Regions from separate parts of the Homo sapiens genome. Here region 2 is linked to region 1. A link is a contact called in ENCODE Hi-C data. All regions are on one chromosome and are shown on one strand. The core of a region is the stretch at or near the end of the contact, and the rest is flanking DNA. Distances in the headings are between cores, read along the strand shown.

The links. A loop is a pair of places that touch in the nucleus more often than their neighbours do. Pooled maps may share reads with other maps.
Region 2: a loop to region 1 is called in a map with no recorded cell type, with 13 times the contacts of the local background. The contact joins two enhancer-like sites. A Hi-C loop is called at or near these places in 1 of 168 maps with a recorded cell type or tissue (right cardiac atrium), 1 of 37 single-sample maps with no recorded cell type and 7 of 50 pooled maps.

Annotation. Positions count from the first base shown.
Region 1 is chr17:21,290,067-21,292,918 of GRCh38, forward strand. All of the region lies in intron 1 of MAP2K3 (mitogen-activated protein kinase kinase 3), which reads left to right. Among named protein-coding and RNA genes, the nearest start is that of MAP2K3, 6.8 kb to the left of the region's middle. Within about 2 kb of position 1,410, at least 2 of the 41 ENCODE cell types and tissues checked have a DNase peak (open chromatin) inside an H3K27ac peak, as active enhancers do.
Region 2 is chr17:22,226,924-22,229,960 of GRCh38, forward strand. No RefSeq gene overlaps it. Among named protein-coding and RNA genes, the nearest start is that of LINC02002, 38 kb to the right of the region's middle. Within about 2 kb of position 1,493, at least 2 of the 41 ENCODE cell types and tissues checked have a DNase peak (open chromatin) inside an H3K27ac peak, as active enhancers do.

The DNA.
Region 1 (2,852 bases), core at 160-2,659:
AGGGCTTCCAAGGCCCGTCCCAAGGTTTACATGTGCCAGTGTGTGCGGTGATGCGGTGACAGGCCAGGGGGCTGCCTCACTGGGGCAGGGCTGCGAGGGGCTGTGGATGCCAGCGGTGTGTTCAGACCTAATCAGGAGGTGTGTGGGGGCTGGGGAGCACTGCTGCCTGGGAGGGTTGCTTTGGCGGTGTCAGTTGGCAGCTGAGGCACACGTTGGAGGCCTGCCCAGGACGGCTCTGGGTATGGGGATGGAGACAGCTCCCATCCCCTTGTCATTCTGCTCTTGCCTGGCTTAGCCTTCTGGTCAACCCATAGCCTCCTGCCGTTGGCATGGCACACGGCATCCCGGATGGCTGGGGCAGACCCCAGGGTGGCGCGGGCAGACACTCGTTGGGAAAGTCTGCAGGGACTTCCAGGTGGCAGGGCTGGTTCTAGGCCAGCTCCCTACCTACCTCTCAGGGCTGCTGTTGAGGGTGAATGAGACCTGGCAAGTCCAGGGAGCCCCTAGGTACCAGACAGCACTGAATTTGAACCTGATGTCTGTGCTAGCATTTCCATCACCAAGAACCCCGTTTTTGGTATGTCTCATCATCAATCCCATGCTTTGTAAGATTTTAATAGTAATGATAAATCCCAGCCTTTGGGAGGCCGAGACAGGAGGATCATTTGAGGGCAGGAGTTCACAACCAGCCTGGGCAACATAGGGAGAGCTCATCTCTACAAAAAACATAAAAGATTAGCTGGGCATGGTGGCACACGTCTGTAGTCTCAGCTACTCAGGAGGCAGAGGTGGGAGGATCGTTTGTGCCTGGGAGGTTGAGGCTGCAATGAGTGCCACAGCACTCCAGCCTGGGTGACAGAGTGAGACCCTGTCTGTTTAAAAAAAATAGAAGTAGGCCAGGCACGGTGGCTCACGCCTGTAATCCCAGCACTTTGGGAGGCCGAGGCGGGTGGATCATGAGGTCAGGAGCTCGAGACCATCCTGTCTAACACGGTAAAACCCCGTCTCTACTAAAAACACACAAAAAATTAACCGGGCGTGGTGGCAGGTGTCTGTAGTCCCAGCTACTCGGGAGGCTGAGGCAGGAGAATGGCATGAACCCGGGAGGCGGAGCTTGCAGTGAGCCGGGATCGCACCACTGCACTCCAGCCTGGGCAATAGAGAGAGAATCGTCTCAAAAATAAATACAATACAATCAATACAATAGAATACAATACAATAGAATACAATACAATAGAATACAATACAATAGAATACAATAGAATACAGTACAATACAATACAACACAACACAACACAACACAACACAACACGTAGTGATAACAGTGAAGCACAGATGGCGTTTGTTCAGGTTTGTTTTCCGTTCTGCAGGAGCAGCAGCACTGGCCTGTCGACAGTGCAGGTGGCTGGCAATGGCCTTGCTGACCTCGAGCCGGGCCCACGTGGGGACCTTTGGAGCACAGCCTACGATCCTGGTGCAAGGAATGTCCCATTCTTCTGATGCTCTGGGAGGGCTGAGCATCACTTGTGGGTCCCCCTGCCCTGTCATGGCCTCTTAAAGCCTGAGCATGGGGCCTGCCCCACAGTGTGGGAGCCTGGGGCCAGAGTCCCACCGATCTGACCCCTTTTGTGCTGGGGATTTTGTGTGCATGGACTTGTTTGGTCTTCACGGCTACCCAGCAACCTGGGTGTGTTGTCATCAACCCCATCTTAGGAGTGAGTAAACTGAGGCCTGGTGGGATAGTGACCTGCTCAAGGTCACGAAGGACTGTCCTGGGAGCATGGCTTTGTCTTTACAACTCCGGACCCTTGCTCATCCTTTCCCAGAGGTCATGGCCCCTTCACCCGTTCATAGGACGTCAAAGGAGGAAACCGAGGCTTGCACAGAGAGGGAGTGTGGCTCGCCCCCAGGCTGGCACGGGCCGACGCTGTGGTGGTTTCTCCACTGAGGTGCGGGGAAGGCAGGAGCTGGGACCCAGGCTGGGGGCCTGACTCTGCTGCTGCCCTGGTGCGTCACCTCAGGCGTGTCCTGGGGCCCCTGGTGTCAGCATCTGCACTGGACAGTCTCTGGGGCACCCTCCAGCCTGAGCAGCCTGCTGCGGGGGCTGTACTGTGCTCAGTGAGCCTGGCTGCCCCTTCAGACAGAGGAGAGTGCTGGGGCTGGCTTCAAGCAGGCCTCTTTGTTTCTTCTTTTCTTTAAATTGCCTGCACTTGAGTAGCCTTTATCACACAGTGCAGGAATCTCAAAGGGACAAAAAGGCAGTCTCTTGTTTCTCCTCGGAATACTCTGCACACTCCAGCATTTTCTTTCCTTCTTCTTCTCATTTTTTTTTTTTGAGACAGTGTCTTGCTCTGTTGCCCAGTGGCACAGTCATGGCTCACCACAGCTCAGACGATCCTCCCACCTCAGCCTCCCAGGTAACTGGGACTACAGGCACGCACCACCACGCCCACTACATTTTTGTTTTGTTTTATTTTTTGTAGAGACAGGATTTTGTCATGTTGCCCAGGCTAGTATTGAACTCCTGAGCTCAAGGAATCCACCCACCTTGGCCTCCCAAAGTGCTGGGATTACAGGCATGTGCTAATTTTTGTATTTTTAGTAGAGACAGGGTTTCACCATGTTGGCCAGGCTGGTCTCAAACTCCTGACCTCAAGTAATCCTTCTGCCTTGGCCTCCCAAAGTGCTGGGATTACAGGCGTGAGCCACCTCACATGGTCTGACCGGCATTTTCTTTCTCACACTGCTGTACTCCTGCTGCTCTTGGCTCTTCCTGTCCCTGGGAGGCCACTCCTCGCATCCTGCTGAGGACCTGCAGGATCCTCACCAATTCCATGTGCCAGCCTTTTGAT
Region 2 (3,037 bases), core at 243-2,742, 940 kb after region 1:
GTCACACAAGCATCATTATAACCTCCTCCCTTTTGGAATTCAGGAAAAGCCAACCAGCATTAACATCAACACAGATCTTAAGTCTGGTAAGAAACATTTACAATCTATTTTCTCTGAAGTTTGCTACCTGGAAGCTTCATCTGCCTGATAAAACCTTGGTCTCAACAACTGCTTATCATAACCCAGACATTCCTTTCTACTGATAATAACTCTTTCTTCTTCTTTTTTTTTTCCTAGACAGAGTCTCGCTCTGTGGCCCAGACTGGAGTGCAGTGGCCCCATCTCAGCTCACCACAACCTCTGCCTCCCGGGTTCAAGTGATTCCCCTGCCTCAGCCTGCTGAGTAGCTGGGATTACAGGCATGCACAACCACAACCAGCCAATTTTGTATTTTTAGTAGACACGGGGTTTCTCCATGTTGGCCAAGCTGGTCTCGAACTCCTGACCTCAGGTCATCCACCCGCCTCCGCCTCCCAAAGTGCTGGGATTACAGGCGTGAGCCATGGCCCCTAAACAACTCTTTCAACCAATTGCCAATCAGAAAAAATTTAAAATCTGCATGTGACCTGGATACACTCCCCACAAGAACTTCAAGTTGTCCTGCCCTTCCATATGGAACCAATGTAAGTCCTATATGTATTTGACTGATGTCTCATGTCTCCCTAAAATATATAAAACTAGGCTGTGTCTTAGCACCTTGGGCACCTGCTCTCAGGATCTCCTGAGGGCTGTGTCATGGGCCACTGATCACTCATATTTGGCTCAGAATAAATCTCCTCAAATACATTTTTGCCAACAGTCCACTGGGCTCAGGTGAGCAGGGCCTGAAACAGATAACATGGAAATTTATAATAAAATAAGGGACCCATGCCTTAAGACATACCACAAAGTAAATATAACACTGTACAGGCTCTCTCGGGTGACCCTGGACTACAGAATGTGGGTTGTGGGGAGGGAGAGACGTGGACTTTTTCCTGCAGGTCATGGCTTGGGTGCACCTAGAAACAGGCCAATACCACCCCTTCTTTTCTGGAAAGGTGGGGCCTGACAGCTTTGCGTGGGGAACCAGTGTCCTGTTACAGTTCAGGTCTAAAATGCCTGCTGAGTAAATAAACATGTTGTTCTCAACCTAACCCAAAAAGCCTGATATTTGTAGGAATAAAATTGCTCTTTCCTACCCTGGGCAAACTGCTTCCCTGACAAATATGCTCAGTCATGGAGTGGAGACAGATAAGTAAAGAGATGCTGGGAATAGAGCAGAGACAGATAAGTAAACAGATGCTGGGGATATGTCATGATACAGAGCCAGGCCAGAGTCAAGCAAGGTGTTGCATTGGCATACTGCCGGCCTTTCCTGCAGGAAAAGGTGTGAAAAAGCTCTTGAGGTGATGGGAAGGGGTGTGCTGTTTTGAAATGGGAAGATAAAAACAGAGCCATGGGGGTTCTGCACCATCGCCTTGGAACAAATGGTGTCTGCCTCCACATCTGCAATGACTCAGATCTCTGCTCTGGGCATACTTGCAGTCAAATCAGGGCTGCCCAGACATCCTGTGTTTGTGAAATGCTGAGAAAGACTAACTGGCTTCCAGCAGTTGCCTACTCATCCACCCTCTTCCAAACACCCAGGCTGGGGAGTAACATTTTGGGGATGAGTCCTTGTAATGCTGCTTCTCTCTGGAGAGCAATGTGTGAAAATTGACCCAAGGAGTTGTCTCATGGGATGAGGCATAATTGGCTGTCTTTTTTCGGAACCTCCTTGAGGCTCATCTACCCCCGTGCCCTGAGCTCACTGGGGCCTGCCTGGCCAAACAGAATATACCCATTAAGGGAATAAATTTCCAGGCCACAATAACAAGCATCACCACTTTGAAAAGAAAAAGCCATGAACTGAAATTCTTCAAAATAAGAATTTTTAATTAGCCCAATAAACACATTAAAAGATATAAGGAAGATACTAGAACTATGAAACAAATGAACACAAAAACACCAAAAAGAACCGACAAGAAATACTAAGTTGAAAACATAACAGTTGAGGCTGGGCACGGTGGCTCAAGCCTGTAATCCCAGCACTTTGGGAGGCCAAGGAGGGTGAATCAACTGAGGTCAGGAGTTCGAGACCAGCCTGACCAATATGGTGAAACCCCGTCTCTACTAAAAATACAAAAACTAGCCAGGCGTGGTGGTGCATGCCTGTAATCCCAGCTACTCAGGAGACTGAGGCAGGAGAATTGCTTGAACCTGGGAGGCAGAGGTTGCAGTGAGCCGAGGTCGTGCCACAGCACTACAGCCTGGGTGACAGAGCAAGACTCCATCTCAAAAAAAAAAAAAAGAAAGAAAAGAAAATATAACAGTTAATGCCAGGTGCAGCAGCTAACTCCTGTAATCACAGCACTTTGGGAGGCCGAGGCGGGCAGATCACCTGAGGTCAGAAGTTTGAGACCAGCCTGACCAACATGGAGAAACCCCGTCTCTACTAAAAATACAAAATTAACCAGGTGTGGTGGCATTTGCCTGTAATCCCAGCTACTCAGGAGGCTGAGGCAGGAGAATTGCTTGAATCCAGGAGGTGGAAGTTGCGGTGAGCCAAGATCACAGCATTGCACTCCAGCCTGGGCAATGAGAGCAAACTCTGGCTCAAAAAAAAAAAAAAAAAAAAGGTGGGGGGGCGGGGCTCAGTGGCTCAGGCCTGTAACCCCAGCTCTTTGGTGTAGGGAAAAGAAAGAGAGATCAGACTGTCACTGTGTCTATGTAGAAAGGAAAGGCATAAGAAATTCCATTTTGACCTATACCTTGAACTATTGCTTTGCTGAGATGTTGTTAATTTGTAACTTTGCCCTAGCCACTTCGCCCCAGCCACTTCGCCCCAGCCACTTTGCCCCAACTTTGAGCTCACAAAAACATGTGTTGTATGGAATCAAGGTTTAAGGGTTCTAGGGTTGTGCAGGACGTGCCTTGTTAACAAAATGTTTACAAGCAGTATGCTTGGTAAAAGTCATTGCCATTCTCTAGTCTCAATAAACCAGGGGCACAATGCACT